Regions from separate parts of the Mus musculus genome. Here all the other regions are linked to region 3. The links are chromatin loops, found by intact Hi-C in ENCODE. Cell type or tissue: left cerebral cortex. All regions are shown on one strand. Region 1 overlaps Wfikkn2 (WAP, follistatin/kazal, immunoglobulin, kunitz and netrin domain containing 2). Region 2 holds the start of Ppp1r9b (protein phosphatase 1, regulatory subunit 9B). Region 3 holds the start of Ankrd40 (ankyrin repeat domain 40). Region 4 holds the start of Cacna1g (calcium channel, voltage-dependent, T type, alpha 1G subunit). Region 5 has its middle 12 kb from the start of Abcc3.

Region 1 (5,000 bases), 94 kb before region 3:
TCTGCCTCTGACTCCCAAGTGCTGGAACTGTAGCCCTGTGCTTTGGCCATGGCTAAGTAAATGTCCCATTACTCTTGCCTTAGTTTTCCTTACCTAGAAAATGTCATTGTGCCTCATGAGATCTCAGTGTGGACCCCAGGAGAAGGCGCTTGGTGCCACCACACGGTAAACTGTTGGTTCGATTTATCATAATGGAGCAGTTGGAGATCAGAGCTGAAAGAAAGAATGAGCCACATGCCTGTGTGTTACTTCTGTCCCCTTTCCCTAGTTAGGTTTTGTCCTAGTGCTTGGGTAGCTTTCTGGTGCCACTGCCCAGAGGGTGACATCAGACTAGTGAGCAGCTAGCCAGACAATGGGACAGAGTGTCCTAGGAGGCTGGGAGGGAGGAGGGTAAACAAAGCCATAGTGCCTTGCTTAGGGGTGGTGGGGACAGTTCCGGTCTAGTGTCAGCCAAGCCTGAATAGATTAGAAGGGGAGAAAAGGCCTGGAGAGCACGCTAGGTGTAGGGAGAGCCATACAGCCTAGAAATAGCAAGGGGCGAGCTCCACCACAAGCAGGAAAAGCATGAGGCTGGCCTTGCTGCAGGTGGCCTCGGGTTCCTTGTGTCCTGGAGGAGGATTGAGGGCATGTCTAGCAGACTGAGCCAGGTGACTGCCCAGCCTGGGGACTTGCTTGTTGTCGGCCATTGCATGAAGGCGGCTCAGGAGAGCGAGGCTAAAAAGGCAAGGTGGCATTTCCAGAGAGGAATCATCCTCACCCAGCAGGTCAGAGACGGCCATAGCTCCTCAAGCAATCATCCCCTAGTAATCCCCAAAGCCCCTGAGCCCCAAATCAGCCAACGTAAGGGGCTCATTTTGGATGTCCTCTGAGAATCAGAAGCCTGCAGAGGCCCAATGCCCAGGACGATGAGGTAGAGTGTTTGGCCCTGGGGTCCTTGCCCAGGGAGCCTCAGAGGGTCAAAGGACCACTCTAAGCCAGGCTATGTTCTTACAGGGTAATGGGTTGGATTCCAAGTTTCTCCAAGTGCTATGACTATGCAGGCATCGTAGTGGAACAAACCTGTCATCTCAGCTCTTGAGAGACTGAAATAGGAGAATCACTAGTTTGAGACCAATCTGGACTGCGGAGTGAGGCTGAGGTAAGTTTATGCTACACCGAGAGACTCTGTCTAGAGCAAAACAACAAATCCAGGGCAGAGGAGATGGCTCAGTGGTGAACACTTGCCTCATAACCACAGGGACTTGAGTGTGAATATCTCGAACTCACAAAACGCCAGGCGCGAGGTAGCACGTTATCTGTAACCCCAGTGCTCCTGTGATGAGATGGGAGATGGAGAGTCTCTGGAAGCTTCCGGGCCAGCTGTGTGGTGTATACAAGTCCCAAGTGAAAGGGGAGGGCAGACATCCGAGGCTGTCCTCTGATGGCCACACGTGTCCCTGCTTTCACACACATGAGCATGCGTGTGAGTGTGCCTATGCACACAACACCACCACCAGCAACACGATGAAAGTAAGTGCTCTTCCTACTCTTTGTGCGGGCTAGACATGAAGAGGTTCAGAGACAGCAAGTTAGTGATGGAGGATGGATTCAGGTCTCGGCGAGCCAGAGCCTCCTGGGCTAGGTAGTTTCTGTGCTGTCAACCCCCCCTGAATTTCCCTCTCTACCAGGGGGGCAGAACAGCAAGCTGGACTTAACCGTGGGGTTTAGACTCTTCTTTGTACACGTGAACTAAAGCGGCAGGTGACAGGTGAGGCTGGGGAGGAGGCATTTGCCCTTGGGCTCTGAGAGTATTTGTTGGATATTGTGGCCTAGAAGCAGGTTCAGTCGGTGTCCCCAGGCTGCTATGGACAGAGTGAGGCAACAGTCCTCACCCTCATTGGACACCTGACTAGGTTGGGAAGTGATCATCGTTCATGTCATCCCGAGGGCTAAGTTCCTTGCTCAGTGTCCTTTAGTGATGGTGTGGCCTTCCCACTCCCTGCCCCCTCTTCTCTTAGAAATAGAAGCCCCTCACCCACCCACCCCCAAGCCTTTAGGTGAAAGAGGCTGCTCTAGGCCAGGCTGGGCCTGGCTTGAATTCCTCCTTTGGGTATAGCCCCGAGAACCCCATGGAAATGCAAGGGAGGGGTGCCTCTGTTGAGGATGAAACAGGCTGTGGGTTCCACACTCTTGATTGGGTCTGGGGAACAACAGTAAGTCTCCCTGGGTTCAAATGCACGACTGCCAGCTTTGTCAGAACTCGGGCACCCTGAGGACGCTGGAGAGCAGGCCGCTTCCTGACGTCCCTAGAAGTCACAGCAGAGCATCTGCCTGCCCTGCTTTTGTCCCTCCCACCTTCACACTTAGACTCCACAGTATTAGAGGCAGGAGGATCTTGTCTGTGGCCCTGATCCCTGCTGTCCCCCACAGAGCAGTTAGGCCACAGGCCGGGGCCATAGCGCTCCTTGTCTACGAGTGTGGAAAAGTCACCCTGCCTTCTTGGTTAGGTTTTCTCCCGGTTACCTCATTAAACTCTTCAGAGTGTGGTTAAGGAGCCTTATATTTCATAGGGGCCCTGAGAAGCTACTGTGTCCCTTCACGGCCCAAATATGGTGCCATTGACCGAACTTCCCTCCTAAGAGGCCACCAGAGTCAATGACATGATCACCGCCCCTTCCTCACCTTCCTAAAAGAGCCACACACGTAGAGCAGTTGACACTATGAAATTTTATTTATTATCGTCCTCCGTATATTTGAGGAAGCCATTAGGGCATCCCACAGTGCTTCCTTTGGAGGGATGTCGAAAGAATGAAGGTCTGAGGAGGGAACAGGGCAGATGCAGAGATGACAGAGGGGTTCCAAATCCTCTACACAGTGCCTTTGTATCTGGGACCAGAAGAAACAAGTGATCTCAGAGCTGCCATCGCCAAGAGGCCCCTCCCAGGCCCCACCCAGATAGATCTTTCCTCCTGATCCCTGAAGGTGCCCATATGCACCACTAGATGGCAGCATCAAGCAATGTTCATTCTCCCTGGGCCCACATCCTCTCTGGTGCCTAGGCTGCCCCCTGATCCTCCTGCCTTTGTCTTCTTTATTTCTCTTGCTACCAAAACAGATCTTTGGGCTTTTCCTAGGAAGTCCACAGCACATGAAAGCACCTGGCTCATCAGATGAAAATGCCTAGCCGCTGTCAATCACCCACTGGCGCCTGGGGGAGCTGAGATACAGGACGGCCTTCAGACTCGGCCAGTAGAGCAGAATCAGTCTCTATGGTCCTAGCACCTGGCACCCAGGAAGTGTTCACTGAGCTGAAATGTACAGAAGCACACAAGCAAACCAAGGCAGCTAAGGAAAGAAAACATGGATTCGCTTGGTGTGGTGACACCAAAGGCAGCCGGCCCTTCAGTCTCCATTAGGAGAAGTTAGAGCCTAGGTTGAAGCTTTGGCTTCTTGATGTTCACGACCCTTGATGTGGATGGTCTCTGACTACAGCCGTGTAGTGGGGCGGCACACAGTAGGGCAGCTGTCTTAAATGACCCTCGAACTCTCTTATCTCTCTCTTCCCACATACCTCCTATACAAGCTAAACCATTCTACAATACAGATGGCATCTCCTCCTGACCCCAGGCTAGGCGACTGGGCAGAGGGGCATGGGTCAGCAAAGGGGGACGAGACTGCCCGAGGGAACCACCCATGGGAAACAACTTACCTATGCCCTTTCTTCCCCCTGCCAGCCCCCTTCTCAGCTATCAGAGATACAGACCTTCTAGCCAGACGTGGTGGTGCACGCTTTTAATCCCAGCACTTGGGAGGCAGAGGCAGGCAGATCTCTGAGTTCATGGCCAACCTGGTCTACAGAGTGAATTCCAGGCCAGCCAGGGCTACACAGAGAAACCTTGTCTGGGGTGGAGGCTGGGGGCTGGGGCAGAGATACAGACATTTTATGGAACCCAAAGAACCTGTCAGGTTCCCCGACTTCCTTTAGCTCACTGCTTTCTTCTAAGCCCAGGGGGTACAACCACTCTTCCCACTTTGTTCACAATAATCTAAGGCACAGAGAGGTTAAGCAACTTGTCCAAGGTCACAGCGCTGGTAGTATGGGAAGCGATGGGCCACAGACCTCTAAAGGGGGCTAGTGCTCACTACCATTTTCAAAGTGAGACCACGGACAGGCAGAGAGAACATAGAGATGGTGCTAAAACTTCGGAGGCTTTACGGGTGGCTTTCTCCCCACATATTAGCTAATGCTTCTTTCCTAGCCAAAGCTGTCTAACCTCAAGTCACCTGGTGGCTGACTGAGGGCAGGGGTGGGTGGGTGGGTGGGTGGAGGAGGGTCAGGGTAGACGAGCTAGCTTCATTGCAAGCCCAGGAAGTCCTTGAGGACGTCACAGGTTTTCTTGTACATGACCTCACGGAGCTTCCTGACCCGCCGTGTGCTCGATGCCCCCACAAAGCTATCGGGTCTCAGCATGGCCATGCCGCCGTCCACCTCCCCCATGATGATGAGTGGTGTCTCACCCACTGTCACGTTGGGGCAAGGACAGGTCCAGTCTACATGAAGCAGGGTGACTTCCAGAGGCTCCCGGCCCAGAAACTTGAGGCCCATCTTCTCATCTTTTAAGACCTCATCCACGGTCACCAGGGCACGGCCTGAGTCTTGCTCTTCGGTCAGCTCAGAGACCCTGCCCAGGATGACAAAGTCACTCCGACAGAAGCTGGTAACAAGTTTTTGCCGGGGCTTGCAGGCCCGGCAGTGCTGGTTACCCCTCGGGAAGGGACACGACTCCTCACAAGCCTCACGGCTTTCAAAGTTGTTACCGTTGCCCTCACAGCCGCCATAGACGAAGGACTGGCATAGGCCTGTCTGGCTGTTGTAGGCCCAGCGTGGGACATAAGCTTTGCAAGGCCCTTGCAGGGCAGGCAGGCTGCAGATGGCCAATGGCCCACTCATACAAGCCAGCATACAGGCCTCGTAGGTCTCAAAGTGGTTGAGATTGTGGTGGCAGTGACCAAAGGTGAAA
Region 2 (5,000 bases), 660 kb after region 3:
ACAAGGGAGACCTGAGGGTACCTTTAAATCCAGTCCATCCTAAATTTCTGCCAAGGGTGTTGGGAAAGGGACTAACAGCTGGTTCCCAACCCCTCCTCCCACCTGGCCAGGAGTGTGGGTACAGACCCCTTGGGCTGGGGCCAGTGAAAAATGACTCACCACAAAGGGTGTGGGAGATTCTGGGCAGAACACCCAGGGCCCTGGGCCCTCCACCAAGTCCACAGAGGAACTCTAAGAACACTGCTCAGATTCCCAACTGGCAATGGGGTGAGCAGAAGGGCATCGCCCAACCACTGCAGAGGGAGCTGGGGATGTAAAACAGTTGCTAAAATGCTTGCTGAGCAAGAAGGAAGCCCTCGGTTGGAGTAACTGCTCAAGCCTGTAATTCCAGCACTCAGGAGGTGGCGGCAGTTGGATCAGAAAAGTTCAAGGTCATCCTTGACTAAGTATTTAGTTCGAAGCCAGCACAGGATACTGCAGGCCCTTTCTCAAAAAACAAGCCACTGACTGCCGTAGCCGGGTTAGGGTGAAGGGCTCAAGCCCCAGACTTGAATTTGAGAACATGTCCTAAAGCTTGTTCATGAAAGATGGGTCAGGAGGGGAGACGGAACCTGGATGGCTTCTTTACCCTGCACAGATCCCCAAACGCAGAACTGGGGAGGGGTAAGTCTCCTGCCCACTGTGCAAAAATGCAGGGGGCATCCGAAAGCCTGAGATTTGGGTTCATCTCCGGCTCCAGATGAGAGCCAAAAAATCTTCCCTCTCCTGGCACACTACTCTAGGGAGCCAGTCCAGTGGTTCTTGGCTCCTCCCCATCCCAATCTTCAGGGTTCCCAGGCGGTTTCCCCACGTCCCATCCCCCCCATGCACAGAGCTCTTTCGCACGTGCCATGGGTTAGTGTCCCACAAAACCCACACACGGAGAACGGAAGGGTAGAGGGTTCCCTCTATGAGCTGGGCCAGGCCAACCGGAGAGAGTGAGAAAACGGGAAGAGGAGGAAGAGGATGGAGGGGAAGAGGGCGGGGGAGGAGGCAGAGGCCGCAGGAAGGCCTGAGATGCAGGAAGCAGCTGGGGAGAGGGGGGAGGCTTTGTGCCTGAGTTGTTTTCTGGGTCCTAGTGTCCACCCTGTTCAGTTCCTGGGAATCTACCAACGACTGGAGGAGCTACACATCTAGACCTGACTGAATATTGGACGGATCCTCACTGCTAGATTGGGGAAGGATAACGGGCATAACAAGGCCCCTTGTTGTGTATGTGAGGAATGAAGGAGCTCTAAAGAAGCTGAGTTTTCAAGGTGGGATTTGTAGGGTACACACACACACAAACACGCTTGCACACAAGTGACCAGAATCCTCTAAGTCTGAGACCCAACGTAGAACTCTCAATAGGGAAACTTTAGCCCTGGGACTCTAGAATCATTCCTTCCAACCTCCCCCAACACCTTACAAACCTTCCTGTTTCAGAGATCTTTTCTGGCAGGTTATGAAGGCCAGGATTCTATACCTCTCCCCAAAGGGGTAGGTGAACAACGTCATTTTAAGACTTCCCAAGGCAAAAAAGCATCTTTGGTAATCTCCTGCCATATGGGTGATGTAACCCCCAACCCTGTCCCTTTCTTCATTTCTCCTCCGGACAGAGCACCACAAAGATTGCTGGGCCCAAGTTTTACATTCTGAAAGATGAAAAAAAAAAAATTCCTATGGGGAATTGTTAAAATGAAGAATCCCAGGTTCCGCCTCTGAGATTCCCCTTCACCTTTGGGAAGGAGCTAGAAATTATGTACTTTGATCTAGCACCCAAAAGTTTTGTTGCTGGTACCCCTGAACACTCTAAGGACCTTTAGAGAAATGATTAAGGGCCCTCCCCACAGAACCCCTTCACTTTGTGGGAGGAGAAGGCCAGTTCCTGCTGTGGCTGGATGGCTCCCCGCCCCCAGGGTTAAATGAGGGGACGCCTAAGTGGATTGTGAAAAGCCGAGTTTGGGATGGGAGGGCTGAAGAAGAATAGCCAAGGTCGGTGAAGCTGCGGAAGGCTGTCCGCCAACTATGAGTAGGAGAGACCAGGCGACAGGGTGGAAGGGAAGGGGAGGGCTCACAGGCTCCGGCCCCGGAAATCCGATCCCTTTAGGACCCAGTGGTACCAGTCCCCCAGCGGCGGCGGCGAGAAGGGCAGCCGCTCGGTCTCCGGCAGCCGCGGTTCGGGCAGAGCTAGAGAAAGACCGAGGCTCGGGGCGCGGGGGGGAGGGAGGGAGGGAGGGAGGCGCGGCGGAGCGGCCCGGGTCAGCGGAGCAGCCACGGGCGCGGGGATGCCGGGCACCCCGAGAGCCAAGGCCCCCGGCCGGAGTAGGGGGCGCCTGCGCCGCCAGCGCCGCTGACACCGCCTCGGAGGATGTGAGCCGGTGCCGTGGCCGCTGCTTCGCGGGCTGGGCGCGCGGTCCCAGCAGCTCCAGCCAGCCTCCGCTTCTTCAATTTGGGTGGGGGCGACCGCACCAGGCCGCTAGAGCTTTCGAAGGGGGCTGGCTGTCTTTGGCAGCTTGGTTGGGGGAGGCGACCCACACAGGGCGCTCGGAGATTTTTTTTTTTTAAAGCAGGGTTAACTGTTTTTTGGCAGCTTGGTTTCTGGGGGACTCTATAGAAGGCCTTTCGGGATTTCTTTCTTTGGGGGGAGGGGGCGGTGGTCCCGACTTGGCCAGCCGCCTGCTGGAGGGGGGCAGCGGGGAGCAGGGGGATGCGAACCCGGCTCCCCCAACCATGATGAAGACGGAGCCTCGGGGGCCCGGGGGTCCCCTCCGGAGCGCCTCCCCGCACCGCAGCGCCTACGAAGCGGGCATCCAGGCACTAAAGCCTCCCGATGCACCCGGGCCCGACGAGGCACCCAAGGCGGCCCACCATAAGAAATATGGCTCCAACGTCCACCGCATCAAAAGTATGTTCCTGCAGATGGGCACCACCGCGGGGCCGCCGGGTGAGGCAGGCGGAGGCGCAGGCATGGCCGAGGCCCCACGGGCGTCCGATCGCGGGGTGCGCCTGTCCCTGCCGCGGGCCAGCAGCCTGAACGAGAACGTAGACCACAGTGCCCTGCTCAAGCTGGGCACCAGTGTGTCGGAGCGCGTGAGCCGCTTCGACTCCAAGCCCGCGCCCTCGGCGCAGCCCGCTCCTCCGCCGCACCCGCCGTCCCGGCTGCAGGAGACGCGGAAGCTGTTCGAACGGAGCGTCCCCGCGGCCTCGGGTGGCGACAAGGAGGCCGTGGCGCGGCGGCTGCTGAGGCAGGAGCGCGCCGGCCTGCAGGACCGGAAGCTGGACGTCGTGGTGCGCTTTAACGGCAGCACCGAGGCGCTGGACAAGCTGGATGCTGACGCCGTGTCGCCGACGGTCAGCCAGCTCAGTGCGGTCTTCGAGAAAGCCGACTCGAGGACCGGCCTTCACCGTGCACCCGGCCCCCCTCGGGCAGCCGGGGCGCCCCAGGTCAACTCGAAGCTGGTCACTAAGCGGTCCCGGGTGTTCCAGCCACCGCCGCCGCCTCCCGCCCCGTCGGGGGATGGCGCGACCGAGAAGGAGCGTGGCCCCGGAGGGCAGCAGCCCCCACAGCACCGGGTGGCCCCTGCCCGACCTCCGCCTAAGCCGCGGGAGGTGCGCAAGATCAAGCCGGTGGAGGTTGAAGAAAGTGGGGAGTCTGAGGCCGAGTCGGCTCCCGGGGAAGTGATCCAGGCCGAGGTGACGGTCCATGCAGCCTTGGAGAATGGCAGCACCCCGGCCACCACAGCCAGCCCTGCACCCGAGGAACCCAAGGCCGAAGCGGTCCCCGAGGAGGAGGCGGCGGCGTCAGTGGCGACGCTAGAGAGGGGGGTGGACAATGGCCGGGCCCCGGACATGGCACCTGAGGAGGTGGATGAATCCAAGAAGGAGGACTTCTCGGAAGCGGACTTGGTGGATGTGAGCGCCTACAGTGGACTCGGGGAGGACTCTGGGGGCAGTGCCCTGGAGGAGGACGATGAAGAAGACGAAGAGGACGGGGAGCCCCCCTATGAGCCGGAGTCAGGGTGTGTGGAGATTCCCGGGCTCTCAGAGGAAGAGGACCCGGCCCCGAGCCGGAAGATCCATTTCAGCACCGCACCGATCCAAGTGAGTGACCCCCCTTGGGCCCCCCGAGCTGCCCTTGCCACGTGCGTGTGGTCGCTCCCGCCCAGACATCCGTGTTTGGCAGGCTGAGTCAGCCCCTGCCACCCAGCCGGGTTCCCAGAAGTTCCCACAATGAGGGAGGCGTGGGGGAACTTCCAGCTGTTTGTCAGAGTGGGAAGGTTTTCAGGTCTGTGATTGTGAAGGTAGCCTGCTGCGACCTGCCCTCAGGTTCCTAACCCCGCCCAGCATCCCTCCCTACTCCACGCCTACTCTGGGACACCTGCTCTCTCTTCCTCCCCCAGACATTCTTTCTTCCAGAAGCTGCCAGAGGCTGGGACTTGGCTGCCCTGAAGGGGTGTGGGACATGTCCTGGGGATACTGTTCCTACACATGTGCTGTCAGGAAGAGAAAGGTGGGGAGCTTAGGGACGCTTCCTGCTTCTGGATGTGTGAGGCTTGGCTCTGTCTGGGGTGACAGAGGGGAGCTAGGAACTTCCCCAAACAAAGATACAGTGGAAGGCTGACCCTCTTCCCTGCTAGTACTCCCACTCCCACTTTGCAGAAGTGAAAGAAGGAAGCAGTCTTCTAGGGTGAGCTGGACCAAGGCCATGTGACTGGGGCTGGGAGAAAGAACCCTACTCCTTAAGTCTGTGCTGGGCCAGCTTCCCATATCCAGGGTTGCATCCAGGAAAGGGGCATCTTATATGGTCCCTGAAGGAGCAGGCCCTACAGGAAGAGGGGGGTGAGTTTGGAAGTTCCCCTAAGGTGCCTGGGCAGGCTTTTCATGCCTATAGCCTTCCATATTCTCTATGGACTTTAAAAGAGGCTGGGGGCTTGCTTGTTCAGCCCCTCTCCCCCTTTCTCTAGCACCACTATTGAAGA
Region 3 (5,000 bases):
GAATCAGGACTAGGATGACAAAGAGCTCCCCCCGCCCGCCCGCCCCCGCCCCGCCCCGCCCTCCGTCTTTCCTTAGATGACTTTCAGAATAATTAATTATAATTTATAAGCTATAACGAGTTGCATTTTATAAACTAGAATCAATGTTAATCTTCATGAAAGCCAAGTTGGAAGAATTTCTGTCTAAAACCGATAAAGGGTAAAATAAAAACAGTAACAGCTGAAATAAATATTCTAGCTGAATGGTCCCAAGCACTGACAAAAATAAGAAAGAACAGTGTCATCTATCTCTGCAAATAATGGGCATATTATAGTAGGATCCTTTTCAGCCCATTTCCCGTCCTGCTGGGTAAAAATTGGCTCAGATGGAAAAAAAAAAAAAAAAAAAAGAGCTAACTAATCTTGGGGGAGTGGGGGTGGAAACCCACCAATTATTTTTAATGCCTGCTAAACAGCCTGCTCCTGAGGATAAGGCTTTTCTGGCTCTCAAACGACAATGTCGGATCCCTCCGCCTCGCAACTATTCCTGTGTCTGTCCTCCTCGCTGGAAGCTGCCGGGTGGGAGCTCTAAAAATAGCCCATGAATCACAGCAGATAATCCAGTGCGGTGGTTACATAAACAGCCGGCCGGGGCGGCGGGGCCGCGGGTGGGAACGAAAAGTATCTAGGTCAATGTTGTCACACCGAATAGGGTCCCCCGGAGCCGGCCTTCGGAGGCGCGGTGGGGGAGGAGGCCTGGGCCTGCGGGGCCGCGAGCAGCCAGGGAGCTGTCGGTGGGCGGGCGGGCGCACGAGGCCCTGGGCCGGGCGCGGGCGGAGGCGCGAGCGGGGCGGGCGAGCCCGGCGCTCCCTCCCCATGGCCGGGAGCCGGCCGCGGAGGCGGCGGCGGCGCTGACAGGCTCGGGGCGGGGCGGCCCGGGGCCCGGGGCCCTGGGGAAGATGAGCGCCCTCCTAGAGCAGAAGGAGCAGCAGGAGAGGCTGCGGGAGGCGGCGGCCTTGGGGGACATTCGGGAGGTGCAGAAACTGGTGGAGAGCGGGGTGGATGTGAACTCGCAAAATGAGGTCAACGGCTGGTAAGTGGCGAGCGGGGGAGGCCCAGGGTTCAGGGCTGCGAGCTCGGGGCGTGGAGCAGTCAGCCGTGACCCAGGACGCAGGCGAAGGTGACGCCTGGTGCCCCAGGCCTCTCAGGTCGTGGCCCTTTCGAGACTGGCCCCGATCTCCCATTGCCTGGTGCAGTCAGGAGCGCATCCTCCCCAAACCATACCTTCTTCTGTGGTTGACCGCGGCCAGCGCCCTCCGGGACACTGGAGCCCACCCACGCCACCCCCCCCCCGCGCGCCCCCTGGCTCTAACTTGGCCCAAATGGTGATGCATAGAGGCTTTGATTCTCGGCGACTCTGCTCTGGATTTCATCAAGCTTGAATTAGTTTGCCATGGGCGCTTCTGAAGAACACTTCGTGCAGAGATGAAAGCATAAGCAACGAAGCAAATGCCAATCTTAAAAAACCAGCACGGTTTCTTTAGCCAAGACCAGGAGAAAAGGAACAACTACAAAACCCTCGCCACTTGCATAATAATTCTGCCTCAGTTGTTTTAATGCCACAGTGATTGGCTGTTGCCTACAGCTGCCTGTTGAGGGGAGACTCATTTGTCTGCCCTGTAGAGTGTTTTGTTTGCTTAGTACAATTTCCAATTAGAGAAATTTACCCAAGGCTTTACAAGTCGGCTAGCAGATCTGCCTCCTTCCCAATACAGAGTCTGTCTCATTTTAAGATATGAACAAATCTTTAGTTTCTTTCTTTTTTTTTTTTTTTTGGTTTTCGAGACAGGGTTTCTCTGTATAGCCCTGGCTGTCCTGGAACTCACTTTGTAGACCAGGCTGGCCTCGAACTTAGAAATTCGCCTGCCTCTGCCTCCCAAGTGCTGGGATTAAAGGCGTGAGCCACCACGCCCGGCTAAATCTTTAGTTTCGAGTTACTGAATGTGGTATTTCTTTCTACCCTTTTTTGACATTTTACAATTAATTTTTTTTAATTCAGGTAATGCTTATCTAGCCTCTTTTGCCAGTTTAAAGTTAAATTTGAATTTTAAACCCCCCAGTAAATCGAGCCATACATTTTGGAATGGAAAGGGCACTGGAGATCATTTGAATTCCAGAGAGTGTCTTGCCCTGATTGCACAATTGTCAATATGATAACAGAGTCAGAAATGAGATTTCCTAATTTCCTAAGAAAGCTGTCTGACTCCTTTCCCTAAAGAAACTAGCCTGGATAGCTGTCCACAGCCTGGAGACAGTGGACACTAATTTCTAGTCTTTTTTTTTTTTTTTTTGAAGCATTTGTAGTCAAAACACTTGTAGCTGTGTTTGCCTTGCCATGGCGTCCAAGAGCTGTGAATTCCTGTTTTGGCACTGGGAGGCGGTGTTTTACAGAACAATGAGCCTGGTCTTGCTGCAGGTTCTGCCTGCCTAGCTGTGTGGTCTTGCCTGAGTTACTTTGTTTTCCAGGTCTTTCAGAAGTGTTGTTAGTATTTATTGAGATGAAAAATAGCTACCAAGTATTGAACTTGCTCTATGGCACAGATGTGGTTCTAAACACTTAACCTATCTCAGGGTAATCAGGAGATATTGTTATTTTTCTCCATCTTAAAGATGAAGAAACTGAGACCCCAGGAAAATTAAGTAAACCATTCAGTTTTTAAAAATGCTCCTAAATTACTAAATTTGGGATTTAGTGGGTCTACATGACTGTTAGAGCTGAAAAAGGAATCTGACATCTGAGTCCCTCAGCACAGTGCCTGCCATGTGCTAGATATACAGTGTATATCAGGTGAGTTTGAGGTGACATGATGAGGCTTCCTATAGATTTAATTCCAGCTCCAATCTATTCAATCCAAGAGTGAATTCCTAGATTCCCTTTATCCTGCCTTATGCTCTTGGCCTAATGCTTTCAGCTCTTCGCATCCTGCCCTCTTATATGAACCAAACCACAAAGCTTGGCACTGTCCTTGGTCCCTGTCTTTCCTTCACATCCACGTACCGTCATCCAGTTCTGCTGCCTCTATGTTCAGATAGAATCTGACTACCTCTCACAAGCTCTACACTGTGATACAAAGCCAGCCAGCTCCACTTGTGATGCAGGATAGTTCCAGAGTCTTCCTACTAGCATCCTTACTAGTCTACTTGCCTTACCCTGACTTGGAACAGTTGGATCACCTCACTCAAAGTCCTCTAGTGGCTCCCATGTTACTGTGAGAAGAAGCCAATATGCACTCCTTTCCCTGACCTTTGGGCCTCATCTCCTGACTTGCTTCCTTGTTCACTTCTTCCCTGGCCTCCTTGCCTTTCCTGGAGCAACAGCACAGCCTGGATTCTAGACTTTTGCATTTTGCCTTCCCTCTTGTCTTGATAGCTTTTCTCTTACACACCATGGTTTGCTCTCAGTCCTCATGTGGATCTTAGCTTAAATATTAGCTTCATGCTAAGGCTTTTCCTTGCCTGTCGTTAAAAATTGTGCAACTCTTCCCCCAGCCCTGCCAGTTCCTAATCTCTTACTCTGCTTTATTGATACACGACACTTAATATCCGCCTAGTACACTATATAATTTGCTTATTTGCTTGCTAGTTACCCAGCTTCATTGACTGTAAAATGAGTGAAGAATATTCACAGTAGTAGGGTTTTCTTTTCTTTTCTTTTCCTTCCTTCCTTCCTTCCTTCCTTCCTTCCTTCCTTCTTCCTTTTCTTCTTAGACTTGGCCTTGCTGTGTTGCCTGGGCTGGTCTTAACCCTTGTCCTCAAAGTTACCCTCTTCCTACCCTGGTCTACTGAATAGCTGAGTCTATAGGCAAACCCCACTGTACCCAGATCCTAAGGGGATATTTTGAAGATTAAACAGAGCTTTTAGAACAGGGTCCAACATGTAAAGTATTATGTTTGTGTTAGCTATTGTTATTTTCTTATTATTAGGCAACATGTTGGGAGACATATAAAGTTACCCTGAAAAAAGAAAAAAAAACCCAACTCTTTTCAACATTGAAAAGTAGACTGGTGACTGCTTTCAATTCTTGGTTGCTTAGTAACCACAGTTTCAGCAATGATGAATGATACCCAGTTGATGAATGATGCCCAAAGCCTCTGGTCTAAAATACTTCCCAGCCCTAATGGGATATGCTGACTGCAAATATAAAGTTTAAAGAGTTGAAGTTCAAAAATAGAGTTTCCACATCAATTGTAATCCAAGTGTCATATGTTCCCTTTGGCTTTAGAAATAAGTATAGTGGTTTATGAAGAAGTTGAAATGCTGTCTGGCTGCAATGGTTCTGAGTTATAGCTGCCTATGGTCACCCAACTCCAGTCTGTAAATGATGGTTGCTGGGATGGCCAGAACATGCTGTGTTCACCTAACCCCATTTACATGGTGGTACTCTAAACCAGTTTGTTTGTCTCAGAGTCTCTCTGACCCACTCACGGTAAACTACTCTTTCACTCTCCAGTAAAAACTTCTTTCCAAAAGGGAGCATTTCCTTAACCTGATCCATTCATTTTTGAGTGCTCACTTAGTGTAATTATTCACTTTTCAAGCCTATGCCACAGACAGCTCCACACAAAACATTCTGAGCTGCAGTTTGCTAAGCAATGTCCATTTTATCCTAGGTTCACTAGTTAAATAAGAAATAAGCACGTGAGTTGGCTACATAGATCAATGGTAGGGTGCTTGCCTAACATATGTTGAAGACATCATTTCAGCTTCTGGTACCACACACACATGCATAAACACATATACACATGCATGCATATACACAGGTGCATGTACACACGCCTGTATATGTCAGGTAGATACTTCCTTCTGTTTATCCTCTGCTGGGGATGTAGCAGTGATCAAGCACTTGCCTAGCATGTGAGGCCCTGGGTTGCAGCATCACAAAATAGTTTTAAAAGCTTCTTCTCTGTTTTTCTCACCTGGGCAGTAATTTTTTAGTGTCAAAGAGTGCACTAAAGGTACC
Region 4 (5,000 bases), 140 kb after region 3:
AAACTTTTGTGCCCTTCCTCCTTCCTCCCTCCACAACACACACACACACACACACACACACACACACACACACACACACACACACACACTTCCTACCTACACCTAGATCTCCACTCTAGGAAATCTGGCCTTTTAATGAGGCTGCAAGAGGAAGGGGCTGAGAAAAGTATGTCGAGAAAAAGGCTAACTAGCTTCAGTCCATTGGGGAGGGGAAGCCAGTCAGGCCCCTCAGGACCAATGTCTTCATGACCTACATTGGGGACTCCTGAAGCCAACAGAAGCCTCACGGATACCAAAAAGAGAGAAAGGAGAGGGTTAAGGCTCAGGGGGCCGTTCAGATTCCTTCTCTGGCCGTGGAAATACACTTGTCCTTGTGACTTGGGTCGGATGGGGAAATGGGAATAAATGTCCAGGCAGCCCCCCTTACCAAGAAATTGTTCTCGGCATATTCAGCTAGCTAGTTAAGATCTAGGGACATAGGTGCTACACACCCAGACCACACACCACTCCCCAGATCGGGCCTGCTCCCCAAATCTCAAGATTAACTAGACTCTCACCTCTTTTCCCTCTTGTAAGCCTGGTCACTTATTTTCTCCCAGGAAAGTATTTACCTCCAGGTCCTCCACCTGGAGATAGGGCAAGTGGGCAGAGATACTTGCCAAAAGGTCTGCTTTTAGGGGGTATTTGAAGGGAGAGGTGACAAGATGTTCCAGTCACCCCTAGGACTCCTGAGAAAGAGAGGATAGGGACTGCTGGGGGTTTCCCATTCATAATGTGGCTAGGAGTGGGCATGAGGGCTTCTTTTCTCTTCTCCATCTCTGCCACAGAGAAGGAGACCTTGGGATGGAGACTCATAATTCCAGATAGCAAGCCAGTTAGGGAGACCACACTCCTCAGAGTCCCTCTTCTCCTTTCTTCGGTTTAGAGAGGAAGGAAGGAAGGAAGGAAGGAAGGAAGGAAGGAAGGGGCAAAGGATTGGGAGGGCTGAGGGGAGCTTCTCAAAGACTCACGGAGTGTAGAGCAGCGGGTGGGGGCACTCAGCTTACATCCTGCTTTGCGCACTAGAGGCAGTGGCTGCAGAGGGCAGCATCAAGCTCTCCCGCTGCCCCTGTGCTCCAAAGCGGAGCCGGACTTGGGTTCTCAGGGGCTACAGGGTAAACCTGGGGTCTCCCAGCCTGACTCCCAGAGAGCCTCTGGGCTAGAAGAAGAGAATCAGAAGAGGCTATCCCTTACTGGGATAGCCATACCAGCCAGCCCCCCACCTTTCCAGTACCCCAGAGATGGGCGTCAGTCAAGCCAGTGAGTGCTTTGTGCTAGGGGTTTGGTTTTATTTTTAAAAAAGAGGATCAGGGGTTCCCTGACCACGCCAGGCTAAGCAGAGGTGAGGCTGAGAATCAAAATTCATCTGCCTGGAATGTTGGGCATGCGTTCCTAAAACCCATCCACAGAGTAGGCTTAAGGAGCTGGACCTCAGTCCTCCTTAATGAACACACTGGCAGTCTCTGGTCCCCCCAATACTTTCAGACGACTGCGGTTTCCCATACCTGGTCTGCCATCAGCCGGAACACTCTGATTTGTGAAAGGGGAGGCGTAGTGTGGCCGAGCTTAATCCCATCCCCCACTTGCCGGCGCTTTTGTCAGTCTCCCCCCCCCCCTTAGAAAAACAAAAAACAAAAAACCAAGCACAAAACTCCCCAACCCAACCTTAGCACTCAACATCAGATAAAGAATTGAGGTGGGGAGGGCGCTGGCCGCATTGGGCTCTCTCTGAAAGGGGCTCCAGTCCAGCTCTGGGGGCAGACAGCTCCCCCTTCACCACATCTTGTTCTCATTCTGCACCCCTGACATCAGCCGCCGCCGAAATCTCCTTGTTGTGCCTCCAACCCGCGGATTGGGAGGGTGTTGGGGGGACAGGACCTGCCCCCACCCCCCGTTTCCCGCTAGGTCAGTAAAAACCTCAGCCTTCAGGACTACTAGATCGGGGGACTGGACCCTAGAATCCGCCGCAAACTTTGGGGCGGGGGCATAAGGAAACCCCAGGAGATTGCGGTCTCCCCTCCTCCGTCCCCGCAGCTTCCTCTCCACCCCTGCCCCCAAACTCGAAAACCAAACCCAGCTCGCTAACCCGCGGCTGGCGGGCTGGCGGAGTAGAAAGCCCAGGCTCCTGAAGCTGCCCACATCTGGAGGATGACGACCCTCCTCTGCCCACATCTGTAGAGCATCCAGATGCTTACCAGAGGGTCACCTCTCCTCTCTTTTCCTAGCTTGGATTTCAACCCTCCACCCCTCACCCCCGCCCAAGGAAGGCTGAGGTGTGTGTATTCGGAGGTGGGGCTCGTCTGGGGTACCCACCAGTCTCCGCTTCTACTCGGACGCCCCCTCCCCTCCTTAACAGTCCCCCACTCAACTGTTCACAGTCCAGGCTCACTTCTCCAACTCACCTGGCTTACGGTCCCCTCTGGCAACACGGCCCGCCCTCCTGTGGACCCCCCTAGTCCGGCCCATCGCTGTGCCCCGAAGGATATGGGTTACAGACCGTGCGGAGACACCAGCTCCGCGGGCGGCTGTCCTGGCTCAAGTAGAAGAAAACCACCGGGGCCAGCGCCGGGTAGGGCAGCCCCTCCGCCTCGGAGTCCGCGCTGCCCGGGTCCTTTTCCGTCGACCCCGGCCCCTGCCGGCCCCCGGCCCCAGACAGGTCGTTGAGCTGCGTGAAGCTCCGGGGCTGTCCCGACTCCTCGGCGCCCGCTCCATCCTCTTCCTCATCCATCCTCTGGCCAGCTGGGGTCCCGGGGGTCCGAAGAGGGGCGATCGGAGCCCCTCCGAGGAGGTGTCCTCACACAACCGGGGGACCCCGGTGGGGGAGCATGTGGGGGGCTCTAGAGAGCTTGCTGAGCCCCCAGGAGGGCCAGTTCAGCTCAGCTCCCCCTGCCCTCAGGGGCATGCTGCCCGCGGGGCGCCGGGTCCCAGGGAAGCCCCGCCTGGCGAGAGTCCCGCTTCCCCTGGGTTCCCGGGGGCTCCCCGACTAGCCGGCCGGCTTCCCCTCACTTTGTTCCGGCTTCTTCCCTTCGCGCCCAGGCTCCGGTTGCCCGAATGGGCGCTACCTTCGGTGAAGCAGCCCCCGAGAGGAGGAGGAAAAAAGGGGCCACCCGGTGAAGGGCGGGGGTCCGGGGAGGGGCGCCCCCTCTTCCCTCGGCGCAGCTGGAGCAGGATCTAAGGGGTCAGCATCGTCCCGGCTCCACGCCAGAGACGGCGGGGGGAGGGGGAGGGGAGGAGGGATCTCTTTGGGGGTGGGTTTGGAGGGGGTGGGGGCTGGCTCCTTCCTCCGCCCCGCGGCGGGCTAGAGGACCGGGAGGGGCGGGGAGACCGTGGGGGGCCGTCCCGGGCGGGGGTGGAGGCGGAGATGTCGCTGCCGCCGCCGTGGCTGCCGTTGCCGTAGCTGTCGCCGGCGCCACTGCCTCCTCCTCCGGCCGAGACGCGGAGGGAGAGAACGAGAGAAAGCGGCGGCGAGGAGCCCGGCGCACACCACAGCTGGATCCCTCACTCCAACTTCAAGCCTCGGCCCCGCCTTTCCCCAGCCAATCTCACAGCCAATCGCCGTGCGTCACCGGTCCAGAACCGCCCTTCCATTGGTCAGCCGCCGTGCCAGTGCGGGAGGGGGTACAGGGGGAGAGCCACAGCTGGAATCCGGTTCCCACCCCAAAACCACGACCGCCTTTCTACCCTCCTCTTGCCCCCGGGTTCGCTCCCGAAGGCTGGGGCCAATCAGACGACTGTCCAGACCGAACCCACTTTTCTATTGGCCTCTTGGGTCTTTGGGACTCCCCTGGGAGGGAGCCTCGAGAAATCAAAGTATTTGGCATCTGGTCCTAGGGTAGCCCTACGAGCCTCTGACATCTTTTGTCCAGGACCCCGAAATTGGACAGCAGCCAGAAGTCAGAACTTAGGTCTAAGCAGAACTGAAAAAGAAGGGAGACAGGAATCACAGGAGTTAGGGGTGTTACCGGGATCCCACAGCTAAATCTGACTCTTCACCTGGTTAATAACCCATCCTCTGCTTGAACCTGGGGGTCAGACTGGGGAGAAGGAAGAAGAGTCTGGTGTTTCAGGCTGGAAGGGGTCTGTTTGGGAAAAATAGGCGTAGCTAGAAAGGTAGAAGTAGGCGTGGTCTGGAAATGTTTCCCACCAGCCTCTTTGCTGGTCCAGAACCCCGGTCCACTTCTAAGATGTTGACCCTGGCCTAACCCCAACCCGCAGGTCTTCTCACTGATGCTCTGAGCGTCATCTCCTGCTTCTAGTGCTCTCTGAAGGTTGGAGACTCCTTTCAGGGGCTTCCTGCTGGAAAAGCATAGCTTCCAGGCGTGGCACCAAGACTGTAGAGCCTGGATCACCTGCAGCCCCGAAGTGGGAACAGCCTGCTAAGGCCATTGTGGGCCTCGCATGTTGTAAGGAATGATACCTAGAGCTGAGCTTTAACAACTTCATCCTGCAAAATTCTACTTCCTGCCTCAGTTTCTCCCCTTGATTCCAGTATAGCTTAAGAGAAGTGTCTGAGAGATGAATGCTTCCTGGAGTTACTTTTCTCCACCACTGGACTGGGAGAGGTGCTGGCGCTGTGCTTCACAGGCATGTACACGCAAATGGAGACCCGGGCTTTTGCCCAGCTTCATCTCCCTATGTTCAGGGGCTCAGTCGATTCTATCTCTCTCACAGCCTCCAAAGGGCTGTGGGTACCAGAGAAACAAGCACCACCGGAATTCTGAACGTGATGGGGAGTGGGGGAGGGGGGAAGCGTTTATGTTAGATGCAGGGAAAACATCTTTACAATCTGCGTAGGATCTTTACGATGGAAACGACAGGATCTGTAGTCCTGGTAGACTCCGGAATGGCACAAGCCACTGCGGGAAGGCTGAGGAATGAATGGACTGGATCACCTCCTGCAGCCCCTGATTCGCAGGCGTTCTTCCCTGACAAAGTTGAGCCACCCACACATCCTCCAGAGG
Region 5 (5,000 bases), 75 kb after region 3:
GTAATGATTTTCCCAGAAGTTCCCCTCTCCTCTGTTGATAATACTTTACAGCTCACCTAACTTGGTTCCAAAGAATTAAGAGCTTCCACTGAACCTGTCCTACGCACAGCACAATCGGGTTACCAATCCCACCCTGCCCTGCCCAAGTCTCTTTCAGGATGCCAGGGGCAGTCCTTTTGAATAATGCTTAAAAGCACATAAATGTCTTCTGAAGGCATCTTAGCTCTGATACTCACAAGCAGAGTCATTAACTAACTGCTGTGCATGAGCTCAAAATTCAGGGGACAGAGAGTTCCCCAGAGTGAAAGCAAGAGCTTTCCCCAGACTAAACCAGCCTGGCGAGAAGGAGACCGATTTCCTCAGCACCTATCGGAAAATCCCTGTGCTTGTAGCTCACTTACCAGCAACTCAAGTGGGTAGCTGGGTGGAAGAATGCTTCCTCCAGCAAGGCGTCCAAATGTGGCTATGCCATATAAAAGACTAAAGACTAGCTCTTGGTGCCCTTTACCCAAGAGTGGGCCTCATATTTCCGCCTTTCCTGTCCTAATCTAATTTAGTCTAATCTAAAAGAAGACTAGTCTGAAAGAGAGTAACATAATCTAAAAGAGTCTAAAAAGTAGATTCTGAACAAAGGCCATCCTCTCTATTGAGCAGCATAGTAAATCCAGTAATGAAAAAGAGGGAGGAACCTTTGTCTTCATCTTTTACAGGATTCCCATAGGGAGAAAAATCGTCTTCCTGGCCCTACTGATTCAGAACAGCACACAGAGCCACAGTCGAATATTAGGAATCTGTACCCACAGATTTCTGCGGGAGAAGGAGGAAGTGACGTTGCTTTCAACCCCTCAATGTTTCCAAGCGAATGGTCTTAAACCTGGTTACCACATCTTCCATACACATACATTGTTCTGAGTCAGGGGCATGAAAGAGTCCCAAAGGGAAAATAGGGAACATGGTACATTGGGATGTCCAAAGCATAGCAAGAGTGATTACAGTCTTTGAAGGTAATTCTGAATAGGTTGAATGCGCAGCCTGTGGGAGAGTGAGTGCATGGTTGTAAATAATCTCAGAGAATATGGTTAACTTATTACAGATTGGGTGAAAGTTTGCTTTGTATAGGGAAAGTTAAAGCAGCATTTCTCAGAATGTCATTTCCCTAGAAGGTAGGTAGTGAGGCCACCGTGTCACGAGGAACAGTCCCCAAAGTGAGCAAGGCCCACTCTGCCTTTGAGTATTCAGAACTAAGATATTTCTATCGAATGGGATGATGAGAGGAGCAACAAGGTTTGAGCTGAGGCATAGAGGGGAACAGAGTCTGGTGACCAATGCCTCGCCCTGCTTTTCCACCTGGCTGCGATTCCAAACTAGATGGACTACGCATGCGCTGTGTCTCCTCCGCCAGTGAGCATCTTGAAGGAGTCCCGCGTCAGGAATTTCCTGGCAAGAAAACGGGCAAGAGAAGAAAAAGGGAAAGGCAAATCCAGAGTGGGCATAGCAGCAGGAGCTAGAAAGAAGCGCAAAGGAGACAGGAAGACCTAGGCACAGGAAATGCTGCCTGTGGGCAGGGTGGGTTGGATCTAACAAAAGGGACAGTGTAGAACCAGCAATGTGACCCCCACCCCCCATCTCACTGAATGTTTACAGACCTTTAAAGTTTGTGAACACCCCTAAATTATGCACCGGCGCACACCCTGCTTCCCCCTTCTGGCTTCCGCCAGACTTCAGCCCATCTGGATCTGCCTGGACCCCTCCCAGTCTCAGCAAGTCTGCCCTCTGCCCCAGCCTGCTCCCTCATCTAATTGGCATGCAGGCCAGGGCTTGGCTACTGCACCCGATTTCAGAGTTTTCAAAGTAATAATTAATAGGATCTGTGGGTCTCAGCCAAGCTCATACACTGGGATAGGAGCTAAGGCACGCAGAGTGTGGGGTTTGTAGCAGACTTCCCTCCTGGACTTTACTGGGCAGCTCATTCCTTGATCCACTTTATCCTGCCCTACAGATGGGATCAGTAAACAACTAGATTTGCTTTGAGAGTTAAGTCCCCTATCCAACATGCCACCTCGGTCTGGGATTAGTTTAGTGGCCTTAAGGGGCCTGTTGGCACCAGGGACTCACCCTCCCTTTCCACCTGGCTGTGGCTCCCCAGCGCTCAGATGGTGTGTTCTAGTCTGTGGTTCCACACAGACAAGTTCTTCACACCGTGAGCTGCTTCCTCTTTTGGGCTATACAGGGCATCTGTGTGTGGACGGATCCACCACAGTTGGTATCTTCTTCCCAGATTTATCCCTCTTGCAGAGAAACCCTGGGTGGCACCAGCTGAAAGTGCTCTGTGCTGCCACCTGGTGTCTAACGCCCTCACTACATGGCTGTCACCAGGTGGGGCAGGTTGGCGCCTCAGCAGGGGAAACCATAGGGCACCAGACAACGTTGGGAGAACGGATGAAGGTGAGGCTGAAACATATTTGGAAAGTGGGTAGAGGCCCGGGTGGGAGCATGAAAGAAGGGTGGAGACCGTGGTGATTGAGACAAGCAGGTGCCAGGGGTTCAAAGGGCAGAGCGAGCCATTCTAGGGAAGGACATTGCCTGGAAACCTGGAGTGACTGCAGAACCTGCATTACCTTGGAGGTCAAAGGACACCACCACAATCCCTATGGCTGGGATCATGTTAGAGGCTAGTATCCCACCAGGTGGGAGGCCGTGGACCCTTCTAGCCCACTGACTATGCCACACAGAGAACACATGTGTATTTCTATAAACCCAATGTGACCGCTTCAGGAAAGGGTCCCCTAGCCTCCTTGCAAAATTCTTTTCATTTTGTAAGCATGGATCTTTCCATCGCTTCCTGTTTCCTCCGCAGTGAGAACAGACTGAGATGGTGTGGGCTGCAGAAGGCCAGCCCTAGAGTCAAATTCTGACTGTGTGACCTCAGCTCTTAACTTCTATGAACCCACCACTGCATGGAAAAAAAAAAAAAAAAGCTAGCCGGGTACTTCCCTGGCTTCAGCCCTTGGAGGAGCGAGAGACTGCGTGTGAGCCTCAGGTTTGTTTTTAGCACCAGCTCAGATCACTCCTTTTTTTCCCAGTTCCCCACCCCCAGACAGGCCTTTTCCTGGAGCCTTGGGGGTGGAAACTGAAGCAGCCAAGCCCGAGGTGGAGGCCTGGGGCTCTTGACACAGTTTCTTCTTTGAACCCCCAGGAAGAAGACTGAATGAAGGCAAGAAGGCAAGGCACCCAGGGAGAGAGAGAGGGAGAGAGAGAGAGAGAGAGAGAGAGAGAGAGAGAGAGAGAGAGATGCTCTAGCTTCCAAAAGCACCCCCCCCACTACCCTTGTCTCAGAAGCCCCTGCGTTGGAGGCCCTAACCAAAGACCTGCTGTCTCCCCAACCCCACTTCCCCAAGATCACCATGCACCGTTCAGACTCAGCGGCTGTTTCTTCTCTACTTTCAAACCTGTGCAATGAGACACACCAGTTTCTTTCCATCACCGATGTCATTGTTTTGTTGGTGGGTTTTTGTTTGGCTGGTTTTGACAGGGACTATCTCGTAGCCCAGGCTGGTTTCCAGCTCACTATGTGGTGGAGAATGTCCTCCAAATCCTGATCCCCCTCCTTCCGTCTCCCAAGGGCTGAGATGCATCACTGAGCCTGGCCACAAAGACTTTACAATGTTGGAAGAGTTAACCACAATACTCTCCCCCCTCCAAATATCCACCTTCATTCTGCTATCTATTAATATGTCCAAAGTACCACCCAGCTGTCTCTACAAAGGCATGGTATCCTGCCAGAGAAGTGCTCTCAGGTCCATAGATAGTGTGGGATGGGGAGCTGGAGAAGGGGTCTTTGCCTTCTCACTGGGTGGATCACAGTAGCTCCCTGGAGAGCAACCCTAGAGCATGTTCAGTGTGACCCACATCGAGCTTCTTTAGTCATTACTGGGAAGAAAGAGAGAGGCAGGAGAACAGGATTGTAGAAAGAATTAGGCATGCTATGCATTACCTCAAGTGACACTACAGTATTACTGCACTGCTGTGTGTTTACAGAGGCAGGGATGGTAATGAGGAAATTCTGGGTGAAGAAGAGGGTTCAGCCTTCTGCTTCACCTTGACATAGAATCTTCTAACCACTAGAAGAAGAAAAAGGGAGGAGGGGGGATCTTCCAGATTCCCCCTTCCCAAACCTCTCACCCATAAGGAACAGACAGCTAAAGAATTTTACAAAAATATAAAAGCTTAATCCCTAGATCCAGGTGGCAAAACTCTAGGAATTTTGTACAGCTTCCCTTAAGGAGAGAGAGAGAGAGAGAGAAGGAGAGAGAGAGAGAGAGAGAGAGAGAGAGAGAGAGAGAGAGAGAGAGAGAGAGAAAGCAAAGCCAGCTTGTACAAACACCCCCTTTCTCCAGCTGAGAGGGCTAGAGGGATCAGAGCTGGGCGCCATCAAACACCCCAGGGAGATCAAACCAGGTGTTTGCTTTCACGAGTGGTATCATTTCTGCCCCAAAGAGCAATCAAAAAAGCTCTCTGAGCTTAGGAAGTAGGCCAGAGGACAGACGCCTGCAAGTCCAGCTTCCCAGCAACCAGCAACCTGGCACTGCGGGCTCTCAGCTGCCTGTGCAGATGGGCGCTGTGAGTGAGGGGTGCCACTTAGGTTTCAAGAATCCAACCCAGGGCTTGGAATGCAGCTTAGGGGTAGAGTCCTGCCTCAAATACATATAAGCCCTGGGTCTGATTTCTATGCCAAAGCATGAGTATACACACACACACACACACATGCACACGCACACGCACACCTGGCTTGAAAGGGTGGGGCTGTTCAAGGGAATGGAAATGGTAAGGACAGATGTTTGCAATGGCTGATGGGTGAAAAGGCTGGCTGAGTCTTTGGCTACTGCTTTTTGGCATGGGGACTTCAACCATAGCATCAGAAAGTGGCTCTAGGTCAGGTGGCTTCCCGGACTCCTGGCCCCCCTACACTGGTGGCCTTTCCCCCCTCTTCCCTCTCCTCT

What was found. Hi-C counts contacts between places; a loop is a spot of excess contacts. Peaks named below come from ENCODE experiments on the same cell type or tissue, not always from the same donor. Only the 100,000 strongest peaks of a DNase experiment are listed, where the experiment ranks them.
Region 1: it touches region 3 in a loop (2.6-fold over the local background); 2 of 42 quality-filtered maps call a loop at or near these places.
Region 2: a loop joins it to region 3, with 6 times the contacts of the local background. A loop is called at or near these places in 2 of 42 quality-filtered maps.
Region 4: it touches region 3 in a loop (4-fold over the local background); 19 of 42 quality-filtered maps call a loop at or near these places.
Region 5: a loop joins it to region 3, with 8 times the contacts of the local background. A loop is called at or near these places in 12 of 42 quality-filtered maps.

The regions. Positions count from the first base shown.
Region 1 is chr11:94,233,265-94,238,264 of GRCm38, forward strand. Wfikkn2 (WAP, follistatin/kazal, immunoglobulin, kunitz and netrin domain containing 2) reads right to left here. Exons shown (of 2, transcript NM_181819.2): 2 at 2,688-5,000. The coding sequence ends at 4,334. Among named protein-coding and RNA genes, the nearest start is that of Wfikkn2, 6.8 kb to the right of the region's middle. In left cerebral cortex, a CTCF peak has its summit at 2,970 (motif pointing right); DNase peaks (open chromatin) are centred at 378 and 2,981; H3K27ac peaks cover 2,332 bases.
Region 2 is chr11:94,988,797-94,993,796 of GRCm38, forward strand. It overlaps Ppp1r9b (protein phosphatase 1, regulatory subunit 9B), which reads left to right and starts at 2,416. Exons shown (of 10, transcript NM_172261.3): 1 at 2,416-4,122. The coding sequence starts at 2,752. In left cerebral cortex, CTCF peaks have their summits at 1,091 and 2,157; DNase peaks (open chromatin) are centred at 211, 1,038, 2,123, 2,429 and 3 more places; H3K4me3 peaks cover 4,685 bases; H3K27ac peaks cover 5,000 bases.
Region 3 is chr11:94,327,316-94,332,315 of GRCm38, forward strand. Ankrd40 (ankyrin repeat domain 40) reads left to right here and starts at 686. Exons shown (of 5, transcript NM_027799.2): 1 at 686-1,072. The coding sequence starts at 939. In left cerebral cortex, a CTCF peak has its summit at 2,420; DNase peaks (open chromatin) are centred at 603, 1,532, 2,411 and 3,081; H3K4me3 peaks cover 3,421 bases; H3K27ac peaks cover 2,733 bases.
Region 4 is chr11:94,470,851-94,475,850 of GRCm38, forward strand. It overlaps Cacna1g (calcium channel, voltage-dependent, T type, alpha 1G subunit), which reads right to left and starts at 3,348. Exons shown (of 35, transcript NM_001177888.1): 1 at 2,526-3,348. The coding sequence starts at 2,767. In left cerebral cortex, a CTCF peak has its summit at 1,052 (motif pointing right); DNase peaks (open chromatin) are centred at 1,132, 1,585, 1,912, 2,355 and 4 more places; H3K4me3 peaks cover 3,552 bases; H3K27ac peaks cover 2,830 bases.
Region 5 is chr11:94,402,551-94,407,550 of GRCm38, forward strand. No RefSeq gene overlaps it. Among named protein-coding and RNA genes, the nearest start is that of Abcc3, 12 kb to the left of the region's middle. In left cerebral cortex, a CTCF peak has its summit at 2,347 (motif pointing left); DNase peaks (open chromatin) are centred at 1,419, 2,305, 3,080, 3,519 and 2 more places; H3K27ac peaks cover 2,426 bases.